Regions from separate parts of the Homo sapiens genome. Here region 1 is linked to region 2. A link is an interaction called in ENCODE POLR2A ChIA-PET data of the cell type or tissue named here. Cell type or tissue: HepG2. All regions are shown on one strand. Links, peaks and the distances in the headings refer to the core of each region. The heading gives the core; the rest is flanking DNA.

Evidence for each region. ChIA-PET counts read pairs that join two places held together with the same protein. Peaks named below come from ENCODE experiments on the same cell type or tissue, not always from the same donor. Only the 100,000 strongest peaks of a DNase experiment are listed, where the experiment ranks them.
Region 1: POLR2A ChIA-PET joins it to region 2 with 5 read pairs; 2 of 35 experiments call an interaction of 5 or more read pairs at or near these places.

What each region holds. Positions count from the first base shown.
Region 1 is chr3:183,452,398-183,458,863 of GRCh38, reverse strand. SNHG33 (small nucleolar RNA host gene 33) reads right to left here. Exons shown (of 4, transcript NR_038302.1): 2 at 6,352-6,466; 3 at 4,771-4,852; 4 at 2,851-3,665. SNORA63E (small nucleolar RNA, H/ACA box 63E) reads right to left here and starts at 5,050; the gene lies at 4,918-5,050. LOC124900564 (small nucleolar RNA SNORA81) reads right to left here and starts at 6,297; the gene lies at 6,132-6,297. In HepG2, for the core only: no CTCF peak of the experiment used is centred there; a DNase peak (open chromatin) is centred at 3,593.
Region 2 is chr3:183,993,811-184,000,276 of GRCh38, reverse strand. The region is part of intron 2 of ABCC5 (ATP binding cassette subfamily C member 5); the gene reads left to right. Among named protein-coding and RNA genes, the nearest start is that of ABCC5-AS1, 9.3 kb to the left of the region's middle. In HepG2, for the core only: no CTCF peak of the experiment used is centred there; no DNase peak of the experiment used is centred there.

The DNA of each region.
Region 1 (6,466 bases), core at 571-5,570, 540 kb after region 2:
GCTGGGATTGTAGGCACCCACCACCATGGCCGACTAATTTTTTATTTTTAGTAGAGACGGGGTTTCTCCACGTTGGTCAGGCTGGTCTCAGACTCCCGACCTCAGGTGATCCGCCCGCCTTGGCCTCCCAAAGTGCTGGGATGACAGGCAAGAGCTACCACGACTGGCCTGTTTTGATTTTTTGTCTCATCTTTATGCAGCTCTCTCCACCTGTCTCCTACACTTTGTAGGGAATGGACATCAGGGTAGATGCCATTTCCTGCAGCTTATTCATTGGATCTCCTTTTGCACATTTATTTACTGAAGGCAGTGATAACTTTTAATTGATATGATACTTCCAAGGAGTCTAGCATTTACCTTGTGACAGCAGCAGTTTTATGGTGAAGAAAATGGCAAGCACCAATACTGGGACTGAGAAAGGACAGGGGCTCTTTCCCGAAATTCATTAACATATTATTTTCTAGGCGATACTATTTGGTAGAACATTCATTGCATGTCAGACAAGTTCTTTTAACAAATTATAAACTGTGGTCAAGACAAAACTTGATTTCTTTTTTTTTTTTTTTTTGAGACGGAGTCTCTCTCTGTAGCCCAGGCTAGAGTACAGTGGTGCAATCTCGGCTCACTGCAACCTCTGCCTACCCAGTTCAAGCAATTCTCCTGCCTCAGCCTCCCAAGTAGCTGGGACTACAGGCATGAGCCACCACACTTGGCTAATTTTTGTATTTTTAGTAGAGATAGGGTTTCACCATGTTAGCCAGGCTGGTCTTGAACTGCTGACCTCAAGTGATCTGCCCACCTCAGCCTCCCAAAGTGCTGGGATTACAGGCGTTAGCCACCATGCCTGGCCCTTGATAAATAATTTGAGTGGGAAAAATAAGAATCTGATGTCTGTCATCAAAACATGACAACACCAAATGCTGGAGAGGTGTGCAGCAACAGTACTCTCATCCACTGCTGGTGGGAATATAATAGCACAGCCAAGCTGGAGGACAGTTTGGCAGTTTCTTACAAAATGAAGCATACTCTTACCATATGATCCAGCCATCACGCTCCTTGGTATTTACCCAAAGGAGCTGAAAACTTATGTCTGCACAAAAACCTGTGCGTTGATGTTTATAGCAGCTTTATTCATAATTGCCAAAGCTTGGAAGCAACATAGATGTCTTTCAGTAGGCAAATGGATAAACTGTAGTACATTCAAGCAATGCAATATTATTCAATGTTAAAAAGAAATGAGCTATGAAGTTATGAAAAGACATGGAGGAAGCTTAAGTGATATAAGTGAAAGATGCCAATCTGAAAAGGCTATATACTGTAGGATTCCAATTACATGACATTCTGGAAAAGGGAAAACCATAGAGACAGTAAAAAGATCAGTGGTCGGCTGGGCGCGGTGGCTCATGCCTGTAATCCCAGCACTTTGGGAGGCTGAGGCGGATGGATCACGAGGTCAGGAGATCGAGACCATCCTGGCTAACACGGTCTTTACTAAATCCCGTCTTTACTAAAAATACAAAAATTAGCCGGGCATGGTGGTGGGCGCCTGTAGTCCCCGCTACTTGGGAGGCTGAGGCAGAAGAATCGCTTGAACCCGGGAGGCAGAGGTTGCAGTGAGCCGAGATCACGCCACTGCACTCCAGCCTGGGCGACAGAGCGAGACTCCGTCTCAAAAAAAAAAGAAAAGAAAAGAAAAGAAAAAATCAGTGGTTGCCAGGGGTTGCGGGGAGGGATGAATCAGTAGAGCAGAGGATTTTCAGGGCAGTGAAAATACTCTGTATGGTGCTATAATGGTGGACACCTCATCATAAATTTCTCTAAATCCATAGAATGTACAATACCAAGAATGAACCCTAATGTAAACTATGACTTTGAGTGATAATGACATGTCAATAGAGGTTCAGTGATTGTGACCCATGTACCATTCTGGTGTGGGATGGAGAAGTGTGGGAGACTGTGCGTGTGTGAGAACAGGGAGTGTATGGGAATTCTTTGTACTTTCTGCTCAGTTTTTCTGCTGGCCTAAAATGGCTCTAAATAATAAAGTCTATTGTTTTAAAAAAAAGATCACGTTCAATGTCAATTTTTCTTTTATAGGACCCATTATATCTACTCTGTGTTATTGTTACGGAAAAAAAAACTTTACTGATTAATATTAGTCCATTAACAAAGAAAACTTTGCTGTTATGTAACTACTTTGCATGTACCAGAAAATTTTTGCCACACCAGAAGAGGGAAAAATCTTATGTTCAATTGCTTCCTTTTTCTCATAAGAAGCAGATAATGCTTGGCAGACGGTGCTGATGAACACCCTCATTGATCAGTCTTTGTGCTAGTGCCAAGCAGCAGCTAACTTGGAACTTTTGTTGTTGTTGTTGTTTTGAGACAGAGTCTCGCTCTGTCGCCCAGGTTCGGAGTGCAGTGGTGTGATCTTGGCTCACTGCAACTTCTGCCTCCCGGGTTCAAGCGATTCTCCTGCCTCAGCCTCCCGAGTAGCTGGGATCATAGGCACATACCACCACGCCTGGCTGATTTTGTATTTTCAGTAGAGACAGGGTTTTACCATGTTGGTCAGGCTGGTCTCGAACTCCTGACCTCAGGTGATCTGCCCGCCTGGGCCACCCAAAGTGCTGGGATTACAGGCATGAGCCATCGTGCCCGGCCTATGAGCCACCGCACCCAGCCCAATTTGGAACTATTAAACCTTTTTATAAAAAGCCACATTTGTATGTAATTTTGTAACTGGAATAAAATATTTACTATAGAGTACTATTTCATTTCATCTTCTTCCTTTGCAAATATGGAGTTATGGCAAAAAGTATGATTTTTAAGGAATAAGGACCAAATCACTTTAAAGAAAAAATACTTTATTGTAATTTATTGAACCTTTAATATATAATATGGCAATTTTTCTGGGATTTAACTCTAGGACATGATTGCTGCTGGTATTTAGCAAAAGGCTCGGGTTCACACCTAGCGCTAATAAAATGCTTTTCTGAATAAAAACATATTATCAAACAAAATGAATTCAAATATATTCTTTAAAAAATTATTTTAAAGTTTGTTCTATTCAGTCTAACACAATAAAGGGAGATACCATGGTTTAACGTAATTAGCTGATTTTATACACTGCATATCTTTAAGTCCACTTAATAATAAGTATATTATTAAGTGATAGAGAACACTCAATATAGCGATTTTTACAGAACTAGGAAATAAATTTCTTTTTTTTTTTTTTGAGACAGAGTCTTGAGGAAATACATTTCTAAGAAGGATTTTTACAGACACTCATCTTTCATACCCAACCACAGGGTCTAACTCTAAACAGGATAAAACCAATTACTTTCGTCCCAAGAGCTCATGACTAATGACAGCGTAAATCTATGCTATCAAAACCTGCGTCTCTCATCTGTTACGAGTATTCAGGCAGGATTCAAATATTCTCAAAGAAAGAAACACAGTGCATGCTGTGATCGCCTGCTCAGCAACAACAAGCACTGCATCCCAAACTATCTCCTCCCAGGAATTAAATGAGGCCAGTTGTGTACACTGGCATTTCCTCCACTGTGGTACTGCAGAAGGTCTCAGTGTCACAAAGAATCCTTTTGTCTTCTTTAATATTTATGGTCACAGCTGTCTTCCCAAGTTGACCCCGACTGCCAGTTCTGAACAAAAGAAAACATATGAATCAGAATATTATTCAGCAAGTACTACGTGAACCACTGAACAATCTGAGCTACTAGTTAATCATCAGTGGCTGTTTATTTGCCAGAATTATATGTAGAGTGCTTCTAAATGGAATACAAGATACTGATCAAAATATCTAGAGAAAAACAAAAGATTTCTTTTGCATTTAGTATAAACGGAGTTAAGGCTCATCTGGCTGCGAAATGAACATTATTACTTATAAAGCAGATGAAAGTATTGGGTTTAGGGTAGTAAAATTAAAGCCCCTACCAAAGTGGGCCAGCCAAGAGTGGGTGTCATGTCAGTCTGGGACAGAAGTAAATACCAGGCACAAAACAAAAGGAACAGTTATGAATCCATTTTGATACACTTTCAGAATTAACTACAGATGCCAGCTCTGAAATGTTCACTGTTGTTTAGGACTATGCTGTCCAATAAATAGTCACTAGCCACATATGGCTATTTAAATTTAAATTAATTAAAATTAAATGAAATAGGCTGGGCGTGGTGGCTCATGTCTGTAATCCCAGCACTTTGGGAGGCCAAGGCGGGTGGATCACTTAAGGTTAGGAGTTCGAGAACGGCCTGGCCAATATGGTGAAACCCTGTCTCTACTAAAAATACAAAAATTAGCCGGGAGTAGTGGCGGGCACCTGTAATCCCAGTTACTCAGGAGGCTGAGGCAGGAGAATCGTTTGAACCCAGGAGGCAGAGGTCGCAGTGAGCCGGGATTGCGCCACTGCACTCTAGCCTGGGCAACAAAAGCAAAACTCCATCTCAAAAAAAAAAAAAAAAAGTTGCATTAAGCGCATTTCAATAGTCACATGTTATCTGTCACTCCTGACTCCTTCTGGGCAACAAGAACCTCAGATATGATAGTATATTTATGCTTCAAAAAGCAACTGCTGCATACTCTTCTAGGCCACATAAGAGTAATGAACTATATATAACAGCATAGTTCACTGTGGAGTGTGATCTTTATCCCCCTACAACTTCAGCTGGCAAAGTCTACTATAAACTTTCCCTCTAAACCAAATTTTGCTAGATAGATACTGTCATTAAATAAAGAAATGGAATACTTACCAACAAGTCAGTAGCAGTCAAAATATGGTTTGTCCTTTATCTGAATTCCCTCCTGATAATGTTTTCTTCCTTCTGTCGCTACCTGCAAAACACCACCAACCCCTAATTCTCAAGAGTCATTTGTCAAGTCAGTACTTAAATTGGTAAACATGTATGAGACCAAACATCCCTGCTGCTACAGCACCATGGCAGACAGGGCTTGAAAGGTAACAGTTTTATTTTGAGCAGGGGGCAAAGACAATGCAGCACTTCACAGCTACAATGTAACTAGATCCTGCCTCAGTTTACTAAGAAAATACAGTGGACCCTTGAAGGAAACGGGTCTGAACTGGGCAGGACCACTTACACGTGGCTTTTCTTCTCCTTCTGCCACCCTTTAGACAGCAAGACCAACCCCTCCACTCTCTCCTCCTCCTTAGCCTACTTGACATGAACATGAGGAAGATGAAGACCTTTATGGTGATCCACTTCCACCTAATGAATAGTAAAAGTATTTTCTCTTCCTTACGATTTTCTTAATAACATTTTCTTTTCTCTAGTTTCTTTTATTGTAAGAATACAATATATCATATGTATAACATACAAAATATGTGTTTAATCGACTATTATTAGTAGGGCTTCTGGTCAACATTAAGCTGTTCATAGTAAAGTTTTTGGGGAGTCAAATTATATGCAGATTTTCGACTGTATGGGGGTTGGTGCCCCTAATCATGTCGTTCAAGGCTCAACTATAATCAGATATTAATAGCATCTTAATTAGCAATACTAGGGAAGAGCAGCTCTTATCACACCAGAAACTGGCATATGCTGTTTCTTAGAAGCCCGGATACCTTTCACTCTGTGTTCTACAAGGAACAACCTGACTGGTCAATCTCTTGTCATAAAGAGCATACAATTTCCTTCCTTATAGTATTCCCAAGAAGAAAATGTTAATTCATGTCAGAGTTGGAATAAAAAGCCATTTGATTTCTATACCTCATCCCTACCATTGGAAGAGAATAGTTATTCATTGATTTTACTAATTCTGCTTAAATATAGATATTACTGTACCAAATCTTAGAACAAAGTACCCTGTTGTTAAAAAAGAGGTTCAACTCAGGCCAGGCACGATGGCTCACGCCTGTAATCCCAGCACTTCGGGAGGCCGAGGCAGGCAGATCAGCTGAGGTTAGGAGTTCAAGACCAGCCTGGCCAACATGGTGAAACCCTGTCTCTACTAAAAATACAAAAAACTAGCCAGGCATGGTGGTGGGCACCTGTGATCCCAGCTACTTGGGAGGCTGAGGCAGGAGAATCACTTGAACCCAGGAGATGGAGACTGCAGTGAGCTGAGATCGCGCCACTACACTCCAGCCTGGGTGACAGAGTGAGACTCCATCTAAAAAAAAGAAAAAAAAAAGGTTCAACTCAGTTTTTCTATCTGGTACAGCTGTTTTTTTCCTTGGGTTTTCTCTGATAGCTTTATTACAAATGGTAAGACACGATACTAGTTTCTGCAATTTTAGTACAGAGCTTAAACAAGAAGGTAAATTTTAAATCCCTGGCTATGGTTTTTATGTATATCAATTAGAAAAACATTACCCTCTTTCAAAATTATTGTAAAACACTGATTCTTTCAAGGGCCAATTCTTCCTTCTTCACCAGAATTTGAAATAGATCTGTCATGAACTTCTTGGTAACTTCCAACATATTAATA
Region 2 (6,466 bases), core at 513-5,512:
GATGGTCCTGGCTCAAGCGATCCTCCCACCTCAGCTTCCTGAGTAGCTGGGGCTAACGGTGTCCCTTTTTTGTATTTTTTTGTACAGGCGGGGTTTCATCATGTTGCCCAGGCTGGTCTCAAGCTCCTAGGCTCAAGCGATCTGCCCGCTTGAGCCTCCCAGAGTGCTGGGATTGTAGGTGTGAGCCGCCGCGCCCAGCCACTTGGTCACTTCTTTAGCTTTATCTTCCCTTCTCTTAATGCTAATTTCCTTACGCAAAAAAGTTTCCTTTTCATGTTTGAACCTCTCTTCCCTTTGATACATTTCTGCTTGTTGGGTGTAAATGGAGGCTGTCCCCCATCATAGCTGGACTAAGTATGCTATATAATTTATGTCATCATTTTTAATGTAATTTTTGGGAGGTTAATTCCAGATGGATTAATGTATGATATGAAACCTGGATATCAATTAATTCATCTCCAATCTGGTTAGTTGGTAGGAAGGTAGGTAGTAGGTAGGATGTGAGTGACTGTCTCTGTCACCCAGGCTGGGGTGCAGAGGTGCAATCATGGCTCACTGTACCCTCGACTTACCAGGATCAAGCGATCCTCCTGCCTTAGCCTCTCAGGTAGCTGGACCACAGGTGTGCACCACCATGCCCGGCTAGTTTTAAAAAATGCTGTATATAGATGGGTTCTCACTTTGTTGCCCAGGCTGGTCTTGAACTCCTGGGCTCAAGCGATCCTCCCACTTTGGCCTCCCAGTGCTGAGATTACAGGTGTGAGCCAGTGCACCTGGCCCAATCTGGTATTTATTTGTCCCAACAATATTCACTGACTCATGATTCCCTACCTTGTTATATTATTTATGCTTTTGTATAGTAAGCCCTTATAGCTTGAATATATTAAGTCTTTTCTCTTGGTTCATTGCCATTTTTAATCCATTCAACCTTAGAATGTTGATAACTCACTTTATGGAATGTTAACTGTGGTAGAAAATATTTATTTTTACCTTCAAATAGACATACTTTTTTTTTTTTCCTGGCATGCTTGGCCATGTGAGCTTTTTTAGGAAGCCTAGAGAGGAAGAGAAGTTAGACATCCAAGCATATAGTTAGTTTCAAGTGGGAGACATCTGTGCAGTTACTGGCAGGTTAGTATAAAGATGCTGTTATTTTATGTTTCTTTTTTTTTTTCTTTTTTTTTTTTGAGACAGAGTCTCCCTCTGTCACACAGGCTGCGGTTCAGTGGCGCGATCTCAGCTCACTGCAACCTGCACCTCCCAGGTTCAAGCAATTCTTCTGCCTCACCCTCCCGAGTAGCTGGGACTATAGGCATGTGCCACCATGCCCGCCTAATTTTTGTATTTTTAGTAGAGATGAGGTTGCACCATATTGGCCAGGCTGGTCTCGAACTCTTGACCTCAGGTGATCCACCCGCCTCAGCCTTCTAAAATGCTGGGATTACAGGCGTGAGCCACTACGCCTGGCCCTGAGTCATTGTTTATCTTAATCTGGTATTCACCCTGGGGAAGAGAGAAGAGCCATTTATGAGGTACACCTGGGATCATTTTGTACAGTTATGGTTTATTTGCTTGGTTTTGTTTTTTGTTTTTTTGTTTTTTTTGACAGGCCCATAGCATAGTGATCAAGACCCTTAGCTCAAGGCTGGATTGAAATCCCTGCTGTGACCTAACATCGGTGTGCCTCAGTTTCCTTAGCTGTAAAACAGGGATACTAGTACCTACCTCAAAGGGTTGTTATGAGGATTAAATTAGTTAGTATCTGTAAACCATTTAAAACAGTGTCTGGCACATAGTACATGCTATGTTGGTTTGTTATAAATTTGTATAAATTTTCTTAATTACCTTTAAGTGAAAAGCTTGCCTTTATAAATGCATACTAGTCGTGAGATTTGGCTGTACACAAGGAAGATTGCTATAGCTTCCTTTATTTCTTGCTAATGTCAAGACAACCTGAGGTCCACAAAATAGAAGTGAAAGTACTAAAGTTAATAGCAATTCTCTTTTGCAATAATACTGGAGCACATATCCTGTAATAAAGTTAATTGGGGCAAACTGGGTAGAAGTCTAATTGCTAGGAGCTACATTTTTTTAATCCTGTAACCCCAGGGATAGAATTTATCCTAAATAATCTAGAAGGAGAAAAATAAAACTATAATTGTATATTATACTATTAATAATAAGCAAAAGCTGGGTGTGGAGACTCATACCTGTAATCCCAGCACTTTCCGAAGCCAAGAATGGAGGATTGATTGCTTGAGCCCAGGAGCTCAAGACCAGCCTTGGCAACATAGTAAGAACCCGTCTCTACAAAAAATAAAAAAATTAGCCAGACATGGTGGTAGTGCATGCCTGTAGTCCCAGCTACTCTGGAGGCTGAGGTGGGAGATTGCTTGAGCCAGGGAGGTCAAAGCTGCAGTGAGCTATGATTGTGCCACTGCATTCCAGCCTGGGTGACAGAGCAAAATCCTGTCTCAGACAAAAATAATAATAAGCAAAACAGCTAGAGAATCTAAACAGAAGTGGAATGGGTAAGATCGCCTCAGTGGTATATCATGTAGCATTAATTGATGATATGTAGAATGTAAGGGAAAGAAGGTATTTTGAAGGTGTTTTCATTGACGTTTGAATACTGGGTGCCAAACTCTCTACTATGCCAGAGGCCAGGGATATAAACAAGAGGAAGACAGCTTGCCCTCTAGGAGCTCTTACCAGAAGCATTGGGCTGTGGTGGTATAGGTACAGGGAAGACATAGGAGGAAGGAAGTAAGTTCCCCGACCTTGAAAGAGTCAGGGAAAACTAAAGGAAAGAAGAAATCGTTGAGACAGACCCTAAGATTTATTGGCTAAGTAAATTGGGATAATATAGCTAACATGTATTGAATGTTTATTATATACCCAATATTTTGCTAAGCACTTTTAATTATCCCATTAATTCCTCTCATCCCTATGTGGTAGATGCATGTATCATTGTAAAAATGAGTAAACTGAAACTTAAATCTGTATCTATCTTCTAAAATTCATGTTTGAAATCACTGTATTTACTATGGCTTCCAGCTGTGGGAAAATTCTGCCTGTGGAGATCTTCATACTTTAAGGCCATAAGAAAAAATAGTTTTGTTGGAGTAAGAGAATTATTTTCTCTTGTTTTTATTTTTTATTTATTTATTTTTCATGTTAACATTTGAAAGTTCTTGCCAACAGCTGAATATCTGTTGCTTATTGTTTTGAGAGACCTGTCTCTGAAGGAGGTAGGTGCAAATATGGAGTAGGACAGTGGTTCCTTCAAAGGAGAAGATCCTGTATCATATCCTGTATTTCCATCAGATATTTCATTTTCCTGACTTGGGCAATGTGTAAAGATATGACAACAAGATTGACAATTTGGGAAAACGTTTAGGAAAGAATAACAGGGACAGGATGTGACTTGGAAAGTTCGTTGCTTAGAGTAGCAAGGTTTGATTCTTTTTGATCAACAATATAGACTTTTCCATCCTCTTACTGTGAGAATTTCTACTCCATGCTTTGTTACATGAGAATTCTGAGATTAGTGCTATTTCAACCACTTTTATGGGGGTTTGTTAGGATAAAATTGCACTGAGTGCCTGTTCTAAAACCAAAGGCAGCAGGAGAGCCCTGAGTCTCTGCCATCAGTAGTGCCACTGCAGTACTCACGAGAAACCTGGGGAATGAAGACTTGCCTGGCAGCTTTCATTTGAATCTTTTTAAAAAGAGCCTTTGATTTTGATGTTTTCCAATATAGGAAGTAACTTACTACCTAGGAGGTGGTGAAACATGACATAGTTATATATAGTAAAAAGAACAAAAACCATGCAATCAGAGGATTTTAAAAATATTAAGTCCATTTAGTTTTCTATGAATAGGTTTTAGTGAAAACTGTCACTAGGCATTTTAGAAATGAAGAAAATGAAATCAGTGTGTTATACACATAGGAACTGGCATTTTTTTGGTTCCCACCATCTGGAATAGTCTTACAGATCGGAGGCACTCGGTAAGTTATTTGTGGAAAGAATGGATGAAAGCTGTGAAGATTCTGGTTTCCTATTAATGCTAATATGCCATGCTCATGTAAACATACTGATGGATTGCTTGCCAAGTTTTCCTCTTCTGATGCTTCTCAAACATCAAAGATGTTTATAGAACCCTTCTGGCCGGACACGGTGGCTTACACCTGTAATCCCAACACTTTGGGAGGCCGAGGCAGGCGGATCATGAGGTCAGGAGATCGAGACCAGCCTGGCCAACACGGTGAAACCCCATCTCTACTAAAAATACAAAAAATTAGCCGGGCGTGGTGGCGGGTGCCTGTAATCCCAGCTACTCGGGAGGCTGAGGCAGGAGAATGGAGTGAACCCGGGAGGCGGAGCTTGCAGTGAGCTTAGGTCGCACCACTGCACTCCAGCCTGGGCGACAGAGTGAGACTCTGTCTTAAAAAAAAACAACAACAAGAAAACCCCTTCTAACTCTTGAACTTGGTTCACCTGGAAAAGCAAAAGAACTAGAATAGCTAAAACAATTTTGAAAAGGAAGGATAAAGTTGAAGGCATCACACTATCCAATTTTAAGACTTAGTTTGTAGCTACAGTAATCAAGTCAGTAGTATCAATGTAGGGGTAGACAAATAGATCAATGAAATAGAGTCTAGAAATAGACTCACACAGGCATGGCCAACTTTTCGACATAAGTGCAGCACACCTCACTGGAGAAATGGTAATCTTTTCAACACATGGTACTGGAACAACCGGACATCTGTAGGCAAAAAAGTGAACCTTTGCCGAAACCTTACACTTTATACAAAAATTAACTCAAAATGAACCATAGATTTAAATATAAAATGTAAAACTATAAAGCTTTTAAGAGAGCACATAGGAGAAAATCTTCATGACCTGGGGGTTGGAAGAAGAGTTCTTAGGCATGACACTAAAAGCACAATTGTAAAAGAAAAAAATTGGTAAATTAGACTTCAAAATTACAAACTTTTGCTGCATGAATGGCCCTAATTAGGAGGATGAAACATGGCCATAAAATGGGAGAAAATATTTGCAAATCATATGACAAAGAACTTTAATCCAGAATATATAAGGAACTTGCTAAACTCAATAATAAAAAAAAAAATTCACTTAGAAAATAAGCTGTAATTTCAGCACTTTGGGAGGTCAAGGTGGGAGGATCGCTTGAGCCCAGGAGTTCAAGACCGGCCTGGGCAACATAGTGCTGTCTCCACAAAATAAAAATAATTAGCTGGGTGTGGTAGCACGTGCCCGTAGTCCCAGCTACTTGGGAGGTGGGAGGATCACTTGAGCCTGGGAGTTCAAGGCTGCAATGAGCCGTGATCATGCCATTGCACTCCCAGCCTGGGCAACAGAGCAAGACCTTGTCTTAAAAAAAAAAAAAAAAAAACATAGAAAATGGGCAAAAGACTTGAACAGATACTTCAGCAAAAAGAATGTAGGGGTGACATATAAGTACACATAGATGTTAAACATTATTCGTTCACCATTAGGGTAGTGCAAATTAAAACCACAATAAGATACCATACCACACCTATTAGAATGGCTAAAATAAAATATAATGCCAATACTGGCCAGGTGCGGTGGCTCACGCCTGTAATCCCAGCACTTTGGGAGCCCAAGGCAGGCGGATCACTAGGTTAGGAGTTCGAGACCAGCCTGACCAACATGGTGAAACCCCGTCTCTACTAAAAATAGAAAAATTAGCCAGGCGTGGTGGTGGGCATCTGTAATCCCAGCAACTCAGGAGGCTGAGGCAGGAGAATTGCTTGAACCCTGGAGGCGGAGGTTGCAGTGACCCGAGATTGCACCACTGCACACCAGTCTGGGCGACAGATCAAGACTCCGTCTTGGGGGTAAAAAAAAAAATGCCAATACCAAGCACTGGTGAGGATGTGGGGAAACTAGATTTCTCATCCATTGCTAGTGGGAATGTAAAATGGTACTGTGGTCAAGTAATTTCAATGACAACTAATATTTGAATCATAAATAATGTCAAGCTGCTTTATATACTTCTTGTGCTATCAAAAGTTAAACAAGAAGTGAGATCTCCACTTGAAGTCAGGAGTTTGAGACTAGCCTGGGCAAAATGGCATCTCTACTAAAAATACAAAAATTAGACGGGTTGGTGGTGGGCATTTGTAATCCCAGCTACTTGGGAGGCTGAGGCAAGTGAATTGCTGGAACCCGGGAAGCGGAGATTGCAGTGAGCCAAGATTGCGCCACTGCACTCCATCCTGGGTGACAGAGCGAGATGCTGTCTCAAAAAAAAAAAAAAAAAAAAGTGAGATCTCCATTCCAGTACAAATTTGTAGTGGATATATTTTTCAAACTGAAATTACAGTTCTAGTAGTGATTTTTAGACCTCGATGATGTATGAGGCAAATTTCCATATTTCAAGATCCGTGTATTTTGGAAATAGTGGCAATGGTTGT